Regions from separate parts of the Homo sapiens genome. Here region 1 is linked to region 2. A link is an interaction called in ENCODE POLR2A ChIA-PET data of the cell type or tissue named here. Cell type or tissue: HepG2. All regions are shown on one strand. Region 1 holds the start of ANAPC5 (anaphase promoting complex subunit 5). Region 2 overlaps KDM2B (lysine demethylase 2B).

What was found. Peaks named below come from ENCODE experiments on the same cell type or tissue, not always from the same donor. Only the 100,000 strongest peaks of a DNase experiment are listed, where the experiment ranks them.
Region 1: POLR2A ChIA-PET joins it to region 2 with 8 read pairs; 3 of 35 experiments call an interaction of 5 or more read pairs at or near these places.

What each region holds. Positions count from the first base shown.
Region 1 is chr12:121,352,004-121,356,003 of GRCh38, forward strand. It overlaps ANAPC5 (anaphase promoting complex subunit 5), which reads right to left and starts at 408. Exons shown (of 17, transcript NM_016237.5): 1 at 131-408. The coding sequence starts at 337. RefSeq lists enhancers at 1-158, 151-410, 835-1,510, 1,511-2,184. In HepG2, no CTCF peak of the experiment used is centred here; DNase peaks (open chromatin) are centred at 488 and 2,228; H3K4me3 peaks cover 2,214 bases.
Region 2 is chr12:121,548,649-121,552,648 of GRCh38, forward strand. It overlaps KDM2B (lysine demethylase 2B), which reads right to left. Exons shown (of 23, transcript NM_032590.5): 5 at 812-990; 6 at 229-335. Among named protein-coding and RNA genes, the nearest start is that of KDM2B-DT, 30 kb to the right of the region's middle. RefSeq lists an enhancer at 460-961. In HepG2, no CTCF peak of the experiment used is centred here; a DNase peak (open chromatin) is centred at 2,483.

The DNA.
Region 1 (4,000 bases), 200 kb before region 2:
ATTTCTTCACGTTCCTCCAGGCAGGGAGAGTATCTGATGGACACGAGTGTCCCCAAGCCCAGGGTTCCGCACAGAGCAGATGCTCAGTAAAAGTTTGCTGCACGAGCAGGAGCCAGCGGGCGCCTCTCACCTGCAGCAGGGGCAGGAGCAGCTGGTTGAGCCTCCGCCGCTCCATGAGGCTGACGGCGCCCTCGCCTGTGCGGCTCATCTCGTTCAGCAGCACCAGCACCGCGATCTTGTACGGCGTCACCCAGTCCTTGATGCCGAACACATTGGCGTGCACAACCCCATTGGTCATCATGGGATTGAAGTAGAGGCTCTCGTGGACGCTGGCCATGGCGGCCCGAGACTAAGTCTCGGGCCCGCGGCGCGCTGCCGCCAGTTGTCACCACAAGGCACAACACTACCGGGTCTACATCTCCGCCCGCCCTCACAATATCCCAGGAAACAGACATCCGCGTGCTCGCGGCATTTGTTAACCAATCAGAGCAGTCTGTCAGAGCACATGGGAGAGCGACAGCCAGTCAGAATGTACAAGAGTGCGGGGAGGGGTGCACCAAAAGACTGACTCCCTACAGAAACTTTTGCCGAGTGGGAGCAGGTTCCCAGGCTACGTGGACAGGGACCGGATGGGAGGGGAAGTCGATGCTTGGGGTCGGGGCTGAAGGGACTGAGGAGCTCCCAAAGTGGTTTTTTTGTTGTTGGTTGTTGTTGTTGGTGGTGGTGGTGGTGGTTGTCGTTGTTGTTGTTTGAGACGATATCTCGCTATGTTACCAAGACTGGAGGGCAGTGGTTATTCGTAGACGCCCTCAAAGAGCACTGCACCCTCCCAAATCCTGGGCTCGAGCGATCCTCCCGCCTTCCCGAGAAGCTGGGACTACAGGCAGCGCGCCTGGCTTGTTCATGTAATTTGAAAATAGTTCAAATAGAATGTTTAAATGATTGTGTTTAAAAGTACCGAAATTAAATTTGCACCCTTAAAGTATGTATTTATTATGTTACTTTTAAACTCAAATGTTTAGGAGTTTAACTCTGTCTTTTTAAAGATAGGAACATGAGATTTTTCTTCAGCGTTTCACAAATGCCATTTGCAGACAGCCAGATCAGGTTGCCAGTGGTCGTGTATCCTTACGTGAAATAGAACATTAGCAACATCACCTCCATGTGCTGAGTCAGTTTCCTACCTAATAAACTACAAAATCTATACTCTGCATTTCAAAGCCCTCCAAAAGCAATCCCCAGCCAACATTTTGAACCTGATTTTTCACAATTCCCCTTCCGTTCATCTGTACCTCTCCCAAGACACTTAGTTCTCTATACCCTGAATTATTATTAATGATCTGGTATCCCTATTAGTCTTTATGTCCCTTGAAAGAAAAACCACATACCATTCAACTTTGGCTATCCACATGCACACACTGTGCCTTGTGCCTTTTGTTTTGTTTTGTTTTGTTTTGAGACGGAGTCTCCTCTGTCGCCCAGGCTGGAGTGCAGTGGCGCGATCTCTGCTCACTGCAAGCTCTACCTCCCTGGTTCACGCCATTCTCCTGCTTCAGCCTACCGAGTAGCTGGGACTACAGGCATCGGCCACCACGCCCGGCTAATTTTTTGTATTTTTAGTAGAGACGGGGTGTCACCGTGTTAGCCAGGATGGTCTCAATCTCCTGACCTCGTGATCCTCCCGCCTCGGCCTCCCAAAGTGCTGGGATTACAGGCGTGAGCCACCGCGCCCGGCCTGCCTTGTGCCCATTTTTATGTTTGTTTAAATTATACTTTCTCTCTCTCTCATTCTGCTACCGAGGCTGGACTGCAGTGGCACGCTCACGGCTCACTGCAACCTCAGCCTCCAGTTAAAGTAGGTAATTAGACATGAGCAGGGCAGGAGACCCCCTCGCCCTCAGGAATGCCAGGCTCAAGCAATCCTCCCACCTCAGCCTCACGAGTAGTTGAGACTACAGGCTTGTGCCACCATGCATGGCTAATTTTTTTTTTTTTTTTTTCCCGATACGGAGTCTTGCTCTGTCGCCCAGTCTGGAGTACAGTCGCTCGATTTCGGCTCACTACAATCTCTACCTCCCGGGTTCAAGCAATTCTCCTGCCTCAGCCTCCCGAGTAGCTGGAACTACAGGCACGCACCACCACGCCCGGCTAATTTTTGTATTGTTTGTAGAGATGGGGTTTCACCATGTTGGCCCGGCTGGTCTTGAACTGGTTGAACTCCTGACCTCAGGTGACCCGCCCATCTCCGCCTCCAAAAGTGCTGGGATTACAGGCCTGAGCCACTGTGCCTGGATGCATGGCTAATTTTTTTATTTTTTGTAGACACGAGGTCTTGCGATGTTGTCCAGGCTGGTCTCGAACTCCTGGACTCAAGTGATCCTCCTGCCTCAGCCTCCCAAATTGCTACGATTAAAGGCATGGGCCACTGCATGCAGCCTCATGCCTGGTTTTTGTTTTCTCAATCGCTATTTGTTTAATGAATAATGAATGAATATGCATTATTAGTTCACAAAAACAAAAAAGAAGGCAGATATGTATAAGCTAAATGATGCTATCAAAAAAGAAGACATTGATATCTTGTAATACAAGCTTTCCTATCTTGAGAACTCTGTATGTTTTAGTTACCATACATAATTATTATATAACTATCTTTTATTTGTGAAAGGAGAAGCTGGCTTTTGCCAGGAATTTAATACTCACTTAACCTCTTTCTTTGCCTCGGTTTATTTTTATGCCTCACTCTATTAATGAAAAAGCATACTTACAATCTCCCAGCTCTTTAGGATATTTTTGCATATGTGTATACCATAAATAAGGTTTGACAAAGGGTCTGTGTGGAATAAACTAGTATTCAACCTTAAAATCCTGAGTAGGAACACTTAATGAATGGAAAGAGGAAAGTAATTTTACAAAATCCTAAATAACAATTTTACTGTAAATTGGTAAGACTTTCAAGCCATTGATTCATTTATTCAGTAACACTGTGCTAAGCTCCTGCTATATTTAAGGCACTGTTCTAGGTGCTGGGGACCAAAAGGGATGAATTTCTAAGCCAGAAGTTGCAAACTGAAGTTGCAATCTAAACTAAATGCGGCTCATTAGATATATTTTATTTGCTTTGCATGGTGTTTGCCAACACTTAAAAATTAGGATATTTCTGCCAACAAAGAACTACATTTCCAGCTTCACTTGAAAAATTTGAAAATTTGGTAACATGATTTATTCCTAGATGGTAACAACTGACTGGATATGCACAGCATAAGCTGCCTTTGGCCAGGTGCAATGGCTCATGCCTGTAATCCCAACATTTTGGGAGGCCAAGGCAGGCAGATCACTTGAGGTCAGGAGCTCGAGACCAGCCTGGGCAACATGGTGAAACCCTGTCTCTATTAAAAATATAAAAATTAGCCAGGCATGGTGGGGGGTGCCTGTAATCCCAGCTACTCGGGGGGCTGAGGCAGGAGGATCGGTTGAACCCAGGAGGCAGAGGTTGTAGTGAGCCGAGGTCATGCCACTGCACTCCAGCCTGGGCAACAGAGCAAAAACTCCATCTCAAAAATAAATAAATAAATAGGCTGGAGGTGGCGGCTCATGCCTATAATCCCAGCACCTTGGGAGGCAGAGGTGGGTGGATCACTTTGAGGCCAGGAGTTTGACACATGCCTGGCCAACATGGTGAAACCCTGTCTCTACTAAAAATACAAAAATTAGCCAGGTGTGCTGGGATGCACCTGTAATCCCAGCTACTTGGGAGGCTGAGGCCGGAGGATACCTTGAGCCCAGGAGTTCAAGGCTGCAGTGACCTATGATTACCACTGCACTCTAGCCTGGACGACAGAGTGAGACTCTGTCTCATAAATAAATAAATAAGCCACCTTTATTTAGGGCATGCCGTTTCCAACTCACTACAATCCTCATCAATCGTTATTGGGTTTTTTGTTTTGTTCTGTTTTGTTTTTTGGAGCCAGGGTCTCACTCTGTGGCCCAGGCTGGAGTGCGG
Region 2 (4,000 bases):
TGGTCCCAGAGCAGACATCAGAGCCCCTGCAGCCAACCTGCACACGCGAAGGACCCCGTCCCTCCTGTCCCAGCTGTGCCCCCACAGGCACAGTCCTTCAGTTCTGAACGGGAGCGGTTGTGACGCTCAAGCCTTCACTGATGGCCAGGAGCCTCCTTCCCACCTCCCCACCTCCCCAAGCCTGGGGGTCAACCCTGCCAGCTCTGGCCACCAGCCAGGCAGTCTTACTTTTTCACTTTCGGGTACTTCATCTCTGCAATGGCGTTCGTGGCTTCTGTCTGCTTCTCCTTCAGATGCTGGGGCCACATGTTGTCCACCCAGTCCACCAGGTCTACCTGAAAGCCAGACCAGTGTGAGCACTGCATTTCTCCACTGCCGAGCCAGACACAAATACCCCTTTCCCCGGAGAGTCCTTGGGCCCCCCCGCTCCCCCAATCTACTGTGGGCTCAATAGTCCCAACATGGGAGGAAGGAAGGGCAGGGATGACAGGACCCACACTTTGTAGAAGGGAAGGAGATGAAACAGTCGCTGGGGGTCGGGCACGGTAGCTTATACCTCTAATCTAAGTGCTTTGGGAGGCTAAGGTGAGAGGGTCACTTGAACCCAGGAGTTCAAGGCCAGCCTGGGCAACATAGCAAGATCCCTGTCTCTACAAACCACGTTACCAACCTTAGTCACCCCTATGCCTGCCAAGCCCAGCCAGCCACACCCACATGAGCCTTTTTGCAAGGCACAACCCAGGTGGCAGGGGGACAGGGAAGGAGATGAGGTGGAAGGTATCTGGGGAGGGTACCTGGGCCCCGGACCTACCACAGTCGGACGCTTGACCAAGTGCTCCAGCTTGGTGTGGCTGAACTCTAGGCTGATGACGTTGTACAGCTTGTCCCGCTGGGCCTCGGGCGTCTCGTAGTAACGCACAAACTGGGACATGCTCATCTCCGTGCCCTTCTGGGTGTTCACATCCATCACGTCCACAAGCCGCCGGCTCCCTGGAGGCAGAAGCCACACACTGGTTGTTCCTGCCGGCTTAAGGCTCCAGATCCTACATGGGAGCCCCTCACTAAACAAAAGCTGCTCCTCCACGTTTCCCCACAGTCCTCACCCCTCTTCCTCATCTGTTCAATTACCTCACCCCATCGGCTTTCCTTCTGGGATCTGTCTCCCACCCACCTTGCTTCCCTGCACCACCATGGCCTCCACGCCAGTCTGCGATGACCTCAAAAGCTACCTAAAGGGGCCCAAGCAGCTGGGCATGGTGGCTTAAGGCTGTAATCCCAGCACTTTGGGAGGCCGAGGTGGAGGGATCACCTGAGGTCAGGAGTTTGAGACCAGCCTGGCCAACATGGTGAAACCCTGTATCTACTAAAAATACAAAGATGGCCAGGCATGATGGCTCATGCCTGTAATCCCAGCACTTTGGGAGGCCGAGGAGGGCGGATTACCTGAGGTCAGGAGTTCGAGACCAGCCTGGCCAACATAGTGAAACCCCGTTTCTACTAAAAATACAAAAAATAGCCGGGCGTGGTGGCTCACGCCTATAGTGCCAGCTACTCAGGAAACTGAGGCAAGAGGATAGCTTGAACCCGGAAGGCAGAGGTTGCAGTGAGCTGAGATGGCGCCACCTCACTCCAGCCTGGGCAACAGAGCAAGACTTTGTCTCAAAAAAAAAAAAAAGAAAGAAAGAAAAGGAAATAAACATATAAACAAGAAAATCCCAAGAAGCCAGTGACCACCTTTCTTCACAGCCACCTCAACAGGTTACAGGTTAAACCAGCCAAAGGCCACCATATGATGACAGCCCAAGGGCCAAATCCAGCCTACGGCCTATCATTGTGTGACCCAGAAGTTAAGAATTTTTTAACTTTCCTTTTTACTCTGTTGCCCAGACTGAGATCATGCAGTGGCACAATCTCGGCTCACTGCAACCTCCACTTCCTGGGTTCAAGCAATTCTCATGCCTCAGCCTCCTGAATAGCTGGGATTACAGGCATGTGCTACCACACCTTGCTAAGTTTTATATTTTTAGTAGAGATGGGGTTTCGCCATGTTGGTCAGGCTGGTCTTGAACTCCTGACCTCAAGGGATCCACCCACCTCAGCCTCCCAAAGTACTGGGATTACAGGCATGAGCCACCGCAACTGGCCTAGATTTTTTTTTCCCTACAATAGCCATACGTTTTGAGGGGTTTTCCATTTTTGTTAACGGAGGGGGAAAAATCAAAAGAAGAATACTATTTTGTGATATGAAAACTATATGAAACCCAAATTCTCAGGTCCATTTACAAAGCTTTCCTGGGGCACAGCCACGGTCATCGGTTCACATATTGTATAGGGCTGGCTCCGTGCGACAATGGCAGAGCTAAGTAGTTGCAACAGACCAAATGGCCTGAAAACCCGTAAGTATTTACTCTCTGGCACTTAACAGAGAAAGTTTGCTGGCCCTTGAACTAGACAGAACTCTCATGGAACTTAGATGTTGATATGGGTAATAGTCTCATCCCGTTCACTGAACCTGCCCTCTAACAGGCCCGTGGTCAATATTTGTTGAATAAATAAACATAGCCTTTCATGTGGTCGGAACTGAAAAATAAAAGTAACTCTGTGTAATCCCAGCACTTAGAAAAGCAGAGGTGGGAGGATGGTGCTTGAGCCTGGGAGTTTGAGACCAGCCTGGGGAACACAGCAAGATTCCATTCTTTTTTTTTTTTTTTTTTTGAGACAGGGTCTCGCTCTGTCACCCAGGCTGGAGAGCAATGGCACGATCGTGGCTCACTGCAGCCTCAACCTCCCTGGCTCGAGGGATCCTCCAGCCTCAGCCTCCTGAATAGCTGGGACTACAGGGCGGCACCACCACATCCAACCAGGTTTTTATTTTTTGTAGAGACAGGGTTTTGGTTTTCTTTGTTTGGTTGGTTGGTTTTTGAGACAAAGTCTCGCTCTGTCGCCCAGGTTGGAGTATAGTGGCACAATCTCAGCTTACTGCAACCTCCACCTGCGGGGTTCAAGTGATTCTCCTGCCTCAGCCTCCCGAGCAGCTGGAATTAAGGGCGTGCACCACCGCACCCGGCTCTTTTTCGTATTTTTAGTAGAGATGGAGTTTCGCCATATTGGCCAGGCTGGTCTTGAACTCCTGACCTCAAGTGATCCGCCCGCCTCAGCCTCCCAAAGTGCTGGGATTACAGGTGTGAGCCACCGCGCCCAGCATGACAGGGTTTCATTAAGTTGCCCAGGCTGGGAGACCACATTCTCCACAAAAAGGAAACAAAAAAAGAAAGTAACACCTTAAGTATGTAAGAGAACTTGGGTATTTCTATCTTTTGGGTTCAAGATCTAAATTTCACAGCAACCTGGAAAAGCAAGGTGAGACAGTCTGTTTTACAAATGGGGAGACCAAGGCCCAGAGACACAGCAACTGGCTCAAGCTCCCCAGAGTAGACTCTTACTACCAATTACAACCATTACCATTTACTATGTGTGTCAGCACAGGCGGGTTCTCTACATATATTATCTTGTGTTAGGTTCATCGTGGTCACAGCTCTGTGAAGCAGAACTTCAATTACACCCATTTAATGGAGGAGAAGCTGAGACTTGGACAACTAACTCGCCCAGGAATGCCCAATTCGTGAGTGGCAGAGTGGTATTTGAATCCAATTCATTCTAATGCCTAAGCCCAGGTTCCTCTCCCATCCCCCGAATACTGAATCTTGATCGTATGCTAAGGTTGAAACATGACCCCAGACCTGGCCAAGTGCAGTGGCTCATGCCTGTAATCCCAGCACTTTTGGAGGCCGAGATGGGTGGATCACCTGAGGTCAGGAGTTCAAGACCAGCCTGGCCAACATGGCAAAACCCTATCTCTACTAAAAATACAAAAATTAGCCAAGTATGGTGGCACACGTCTGTAATCCCAGCTACTTGGGAGGCTGAGGTAGGAGAATTGCTTGAACCCAGGAGGTGGAGGTTGCAGTGAGCTGAGGTCGTGCCATTGCACTCTAGCCTG